2 separate regions of the Homo sapiens genome follow, and region 1 is linked to region 2. Evidence: chromatin loops called from intact Hi-C (ENCODE). Cell type or tissue: endothelial cell of umbilical vein. All regions are shown on one strand. Each heading gives the region's core, and the rest is flanking DNA. Links, peaks and the distances in the headings are about the cores only.

Region 1 (2,906 bases), core at 307-2,806, 240 kb after region 2:
AGGAGGTTTTTACTGTCTTCTCTCTTGACTCAATTTCCCTCCAGCTGTTGGCATCTTGGAACAAACTTGAGAATTTATAGATTGAGACCAAGCAGACTCAAGCAAAAAAGGGGAAAAAACAAGAAGGCAAAAAGTGTGAGTCTCAAATCCAAAAAGAGTATCAAGGGGTAGCTGGGACTGGCTATGGCTGTGTTGGTCAGGCATGCTGATCCCAGAACACTCAAAGGACAACTAACACATATCTAGTGTTTTCAGAGAACTTTCATGTCCATTGTCTGTAAACCTCATGCAGACATTTTACAAATGAGGGCAGTGGGACTCAGAGAGGTTATGTGACTTACTCAAGATTTCTCTGCCAATAAGAAGTGGAAGCAGGATCTCAACCCCAGTGTAACTGACTCCAAATCCCACCTGAGTTTATCCCTTTTTCTCCACCAGCTTGGCCAGCAGGAGTCTCAGATTGCATCTTCAGAGATCACAGAGCAGAAAGCCAAAGAAGCCAGGAGCCAGACATTGAAGAGAAATTTCCTCTGGAGGCTTGCTCAGAAGGGCACCTGGTGCTTCCCCTCTCTTCTCCCTCTTACAAGCAACGAAGGGGGAGTTAGAAAACACAAAACACCAGAACTAGGGATGAAGGAAGGCACTGCTTAAACTGGTCACCAGGACAGCACATCACCAGAGCCCCAGAACAGAGCTTCTCTGAAATAGCAATTGGGGCGGCTCCCACCAAGCCACATCATCCCCATGACTCATGCAGTCGGCTCTTCCTTAGTTTGTGGAAATGAGACAATGAGGATGCGGATGCACCAGGTTGCTGGAAATGAGCCCTGCAGTCTCTGGGAGCCATCCAGACATACCCTACTGTTGGGAAGTCCCCTCGGCCACCACCGCATGTCACTCTGAGTGCCCTGGAGAAAAAGTTCTAGTGTCCTGCAGGAACAACTGAGGAATCTGCCCCTCCAATCACCTTCAGGTGTTAGCACCTAGCTCTCCAAAACCTGGGAGTAGGGTGAGGCTCTGCTGAAGGTGATCTCCAGGCACGGGGCATGTGACTGTGGGGCAGGGGACATTCCTCGGGCTGCAGGAGCCTCTGGGGCTCTGTCCCTGCGGTGCACACAGACCGTTTCACCTCTCCTTTCTCACCCTGCTGAGGACGGGGCTAGTGATGGATTGGAATTCCTTTGAGATTTGCCTTATTTTCCCCTGAGGGAAACCTAGCGTCTTTCTGGATTGTGGAGACTGGAGTAAAATCCAGTTGGCATTAAAACATTAGCGAGCACTTAATTAGTGTCCCCAAAACCAATGTAGAAGCAGAGGAGACTAAAAGCAGACTGCTGACAGTGACATTCTTGATAAGCTGATAGTCAGGGAGTCAGACAGTCTTGGAGGCTTTGTACCTGGGAAATCCCAAATTGGCCTCCTGTGCAGTAAATCCTCCAATCCCACCACATCCTTTCCTGTCTCATCCTCAGCTGACTTCAGTGTCACATGAATCTCCCCTTCATCACTCTGGCCCCACAGATCCTTGACCCCATAAACTCGACTCCATTCTGCCTGCCCCACAATAAATACACGTTAGCTCAGCTTTACGGATCACTCATAATGCATCAGGCACTGGATGCCAGTGGTTTTATGCTTTATGTATTTCATCATTACTTTATCCCTCAAGGTAGGAACTACTATTACTATTTCCATTTTACAGAGAACTACTATTACTATTTCCATTTTACAGATTTGCCCAAGGTCTCCACAGAAGCTGATTTCATCCATCTCTGAGCTGAATATGGACACATCCTGTGGGAATCTCCCAGCTTATCCCAGACGCTCTGAGTCCTTCTTGTCTCCCACCCTACTCCACCTAGTGGTCCATCTGCCCCTGGGGAAATGGACCAGGGCGTTACAATCCACCCCTGCTCCACTTCACTCAGCCTCTCCAGCCTGCAGCCCCACTGCCCTCTGTCCTCAGCTTCTTGCTGTGTCCTGAGACTCCCGGGGTTTTCATTCCTCTCTAGCAGGTGGTAAAGGGATAAGGATTGGGATCCAGGGATAAGATTTAAATAGAGGATTAAGGCTCTGATTGGAGTTATGGTTAGTGTAAGGATACACCCACAGAATTTGGGGTAGGAATTGGGGCCAGAGAACAGAATTTGGGATTTCAGAATTAGAGGTGCCAAGGGTAGTGACATTCTGTTCTCTGGCCCCAATTCCTATCCTTCCAGCTCTGCCACTCCATGACTTTCACTCTGCCTATTCTTTAGCCTCTGCAAACTCCCCAGTTTGTAGAGACCATGGTGTTTCCTTGCTCCAGTTCTGTCTTTGTCAGTATTGGTCTGAGTTTGAGAGGAAAGAGGAGGAGTGAAGGAGACTTCTACTTGGCAGGCTGTTAGTCTGTGGCTGGCACCGAAGCCAGGATGGGAAGGGGGAGGAAGGGAGGGCGTCAGCTGGGTTAGGGGCCCTGCAGAGAAGCTGGCCAGGAACAATTGGGAACAAAGGCTGGATACTCTTCCGCTGAGCCCCAGAGCCTGGCCTTGGCCTTCCGGGAACAGCTCCAGGAAATGGCTGAGATTCCAGATTTGGAAGGAAGAGGCCAGTAAACATGAGCTGGGATCTGACAGGGGAGTGTGGCCTCTGTCTAGGTTGTGGGGGAAAGGAGGCAGCGGGCAAGAGCTGACATTGTAGGCTCAAAACCTGCAAGGCCTGTCTGCTACATATATGGACACAGGCTCTTGGGACTGGAAAGACTCTTAAAAGGTCTTTTACTCCAACCACCTTTCCAGGGCCTGAAAAATACTCCTGCCGAGGATCCTCCAATAGTTTCAGTGATGGGATGGGCCTAAAAAGAAATACACAATGTTGGCTCAGCTTTACGGATCACTCATAATGAGTCAGGCACTGGATGCCAGTGG
Region 2 (2,906 bases), core at 249-2,748:
GGCTTACTGCAACCTCAGCCTCCCAGGTTCAAGCAATTCTCCTGCCTCAGCCTCCTGAGTAGCTGGGACTACAGGTGCGTGCCACCACGCCCAGCTAATTTTTATGTTTTTAGTAGAGACGAGGTTTCACCATGTTAGCCAGGATGTTCTCGAGCTCCTGACCTCGTGATCCACCCGCCTCGGCCTCCCAACGTGCTGGGATTACAGGCGTGAGCCACCGCGCCCGGCCTGCCACTTTATTCTTTATTCATTCATTCTTTCGTTCATTTGACACATACTGTGTTTCAGGTGCTGGCTGGGAAAAGCAGGAATTGGGGAGCGGGTAGACACTGAGACTGGCCATGACACTCACCAGGCCTTACTCCTTCCCCTTGTCCATGGAGCTCAAGGACTTTGCATTCTAGGGGATGGGGTTGATAAATAAATTATTACAACGTGATTATAAGTATATCAATATATCTACATCTATCTGTCTACCTATCTACCTACCATCTACCTACCTATAAAAGGAGTACAAGGAAGACAGCCCATCTCTGACTAAAGAAGTCAGGGGGAGCCTCAATCTAGAGAGGGTACCACTGGAGCCAGTGCTGAAGGTTATGATGGGAATATCCTAGGAGAGTATCGGGGATCCTGGGAGCTTCCCTGGAAAGTCTGTGACTGATGCCTGAGCTCTTCAACCAGAGTCATCAAATTCAGATATTCACTCTGAAAGGAGCCTCAGAGGCCCTCTCTATCCACAGGTGAGCCGACTGAGCAGTGCCAGGCCTGGGGTGAAGCGGAATTTCAGGAAGCACCCCGTCTCCAGCCACACAGGCGCCAACCCGCCAGCACCACCCTGCAAGCAAGGCCTCACCCTGGTCTCAGGCACAGCTCTCTCCAAGGGTCACACAGCAAAGCCAACAGTGCCATGCAAGGACCCCTGCCGCCTGCACTCCAGTCTTCTGCGTTTTGTGATTATGGAGAGCAAGGGAAAGGGAGAAGGAAAAGAAGGGGAAGAGGAGTCAAGAAATGCACCGCAGTCTCCTGTTCCTACAACAGAAAAGACAGCTCTGAAACTCTATATCCACCCACTTCAAGTTCCCGCCTTCCTCAAGCTTTATGTTCAGAAATGAGGATCTCTTCCCCACAGAGCCCTTCCCTCCCCTCTTTCTACTACGTGCTCTTCCAATTCCACACCTTTTCAACATTTATTTCAGCTGCAGATTGTCTTTCAAAAGCTGGCGGGGCGAGCCCTGCAGAGCCCACCACCGCGGCCAGAGGGTTGTAGTTCTACAGTCAGCCAGCAGGGGGCAGGCCTGCTCCGAGTCTCCGTCCTGCCCCGACCATCCCAGCCCCCCAGCCCAGTCACAACTCCTTAGAGATGCAAATTGAGAGGCAGCCTTCCTAACCCGAGAGGGCTGCTAATTCTCTGACAGTATGCAGATTTCCATCTTGCCTTTGCCTGGGTTTATTTGTTTTACTTTGCAATAAATTTAATACAGACTCCCTGAAGCAGAGAGGCAGATGGACTATAAAGTGCATTTTGAGCAGCCTTAGTTACTAGGTTAGTGTGGGTTTTGATCCCTGCTTAAATTATATCTATGAAATTTGACATGGATTTGGGTCTGGGGTTTGCTGGCTCCTTGGTGCTCTGGAGCGGCTTTTAGAGCATTTACAAGGGTTGATTTGATTATTGGGGCTTTAATTTTTCACAGAGGCTAACGAGGAGGCTGGGAAGCCCGGCCGGGGCCTGGCAGGAAGATGGAAAAGCTGGGATAAGTTGGGTTTCTACCTGCCCCAGTGTTCACGGTATCGAAATCGTTTTCTCATGTCCCTCGAGGGGCCCTAAGTCACTCTCACCAAAGAGCTGCATGCGGAAACCTGTTCTGATTCCCGGGGTAGTAGTGCAGCAAGGAGCTAGCTCAGATTCTACGAAAAAAGTCAGACGCACATATGGGACAGACATAACTAAAACATCTATAAAGAAACATTAACAAGAATGGTACAGATCAGCATTGTATAACAATGTAAATTGGATGTGAGGGGACTTGGCAGAAGGACAAAAGTCAACACACTCCTGTTAACCCCTTTGCCTTGTGCCAGAGTGTGCGGCCTCCCACTTCCCTACTTCCTTCCAGCAGATCCCTGAAGAAAGGAGGCAGAAGGAACTAGGAATGGGATGAGTTGGGTTCTTGCCCTGGCTCCACCGATTACTTCTTTGTTCAGATATTTGGTGAATATATTTAATTTCTGCAAGCTTCAGTTTCCCTCTGCACAGCTGGAATTTCATTATCATGAGGACCCAGTAAGAGATCTTCAGGAAGAATGTGTGTAGGCTGTAAAGGACCGGACCATAAAAAGTGAGTACATGGACAGATGTCATTCCCCGGTTGTGAAATGGTCATTGATGGATTAGGGTAGCAAGGCTTCAAGGCCAGAGAGGAGCTATTAATGGAATTTCCAAAGCCAGTCCATGAGGCAACATTGGTGGAATGAGTTGGGTTTCACAAACTAGCCAAGGTGTGAGACGGCCAGCTTTCTCACTGGTGGTGAGTTCTGTTCACCTGTGTGCGAAGCCTGCCTGCCAGCAGAGGACACCCTGAGAAGGTTCCAGCAGCAGCAGCAGCAGCAGCAGACGCCGAGGATTGTCCTGCAGAGCCCTGAGGGCTTGGCCACCCTGGCTGTGGGAGACTGGCAGGGGCTGGTGCTGCAGATTCATCTTCTCCCGCGTGAACCCGAGTGCAGGCAGAGCTCGGAGACAGAGGAGGGAGGGGAGGGAGGGCCCCTTGGCAAGAACCCAACTCATCCCATTCCTAGTTCCTTCCGCCTCTTTTCTTCAGGGGTCTGCTGAAAGGAAGTAGGGAAGTGGGAGGCCCGTCCCTCCTGCCTCCCTCCTCTGCATCTTCACATCTCTTAGGCCAGAG

What was found. A loop is a pair of places that touch in the nucleus more often than their neighbours do. Peaks named below come from ENCODE experiments on the same cell type or tissue, not always from the same donor. Only the 100,000 strongest peaks of a DNase experiment are listed, where the experiment ranks them.
Region 1: a loop joins it to region 2, with 14 times the contacts of the local background. A loop is called at or near these places in 2 of 110 quality-filtered maps.

What each region holds. Positions count from the first base shown.
Region 1 is chr11:124,898,551-124,901,456 of GRCh38, reverse strand. The region is part of intron 1 of LOC107984406 (a long non-coding RNA gene); the gene reads right to left. Among named protein-coding and RNA genes, the nearest start is that of ROBO4, 2.1 kb to the right of the region's middle. In endothelial cell of umbilical vein, for the core only: a CTCF peak has its summit at 1,859 (motif pointing left); DNase peaks (open chromatin) are centred at 756, 1,876 and 2,456; H3K27ac peaks cover 2,500 bases.
Region 2 is chr11:125,140,297-125,143,202 of GRCh38, reverse strand. No RefSeq gene overlaps it. Among named protein-coding and RNA genes, the nearest start is that of PKNOX2-DT, 23 kb to the left of the region's middle. RefSeq lists an enhancer at 856-1,412. In endothelial cell of umbilical vein, for the core only: a CTCF peak has its summit at 1,281 (motif pointing right); a DNase peak (open chromatin) is centred at 1,302.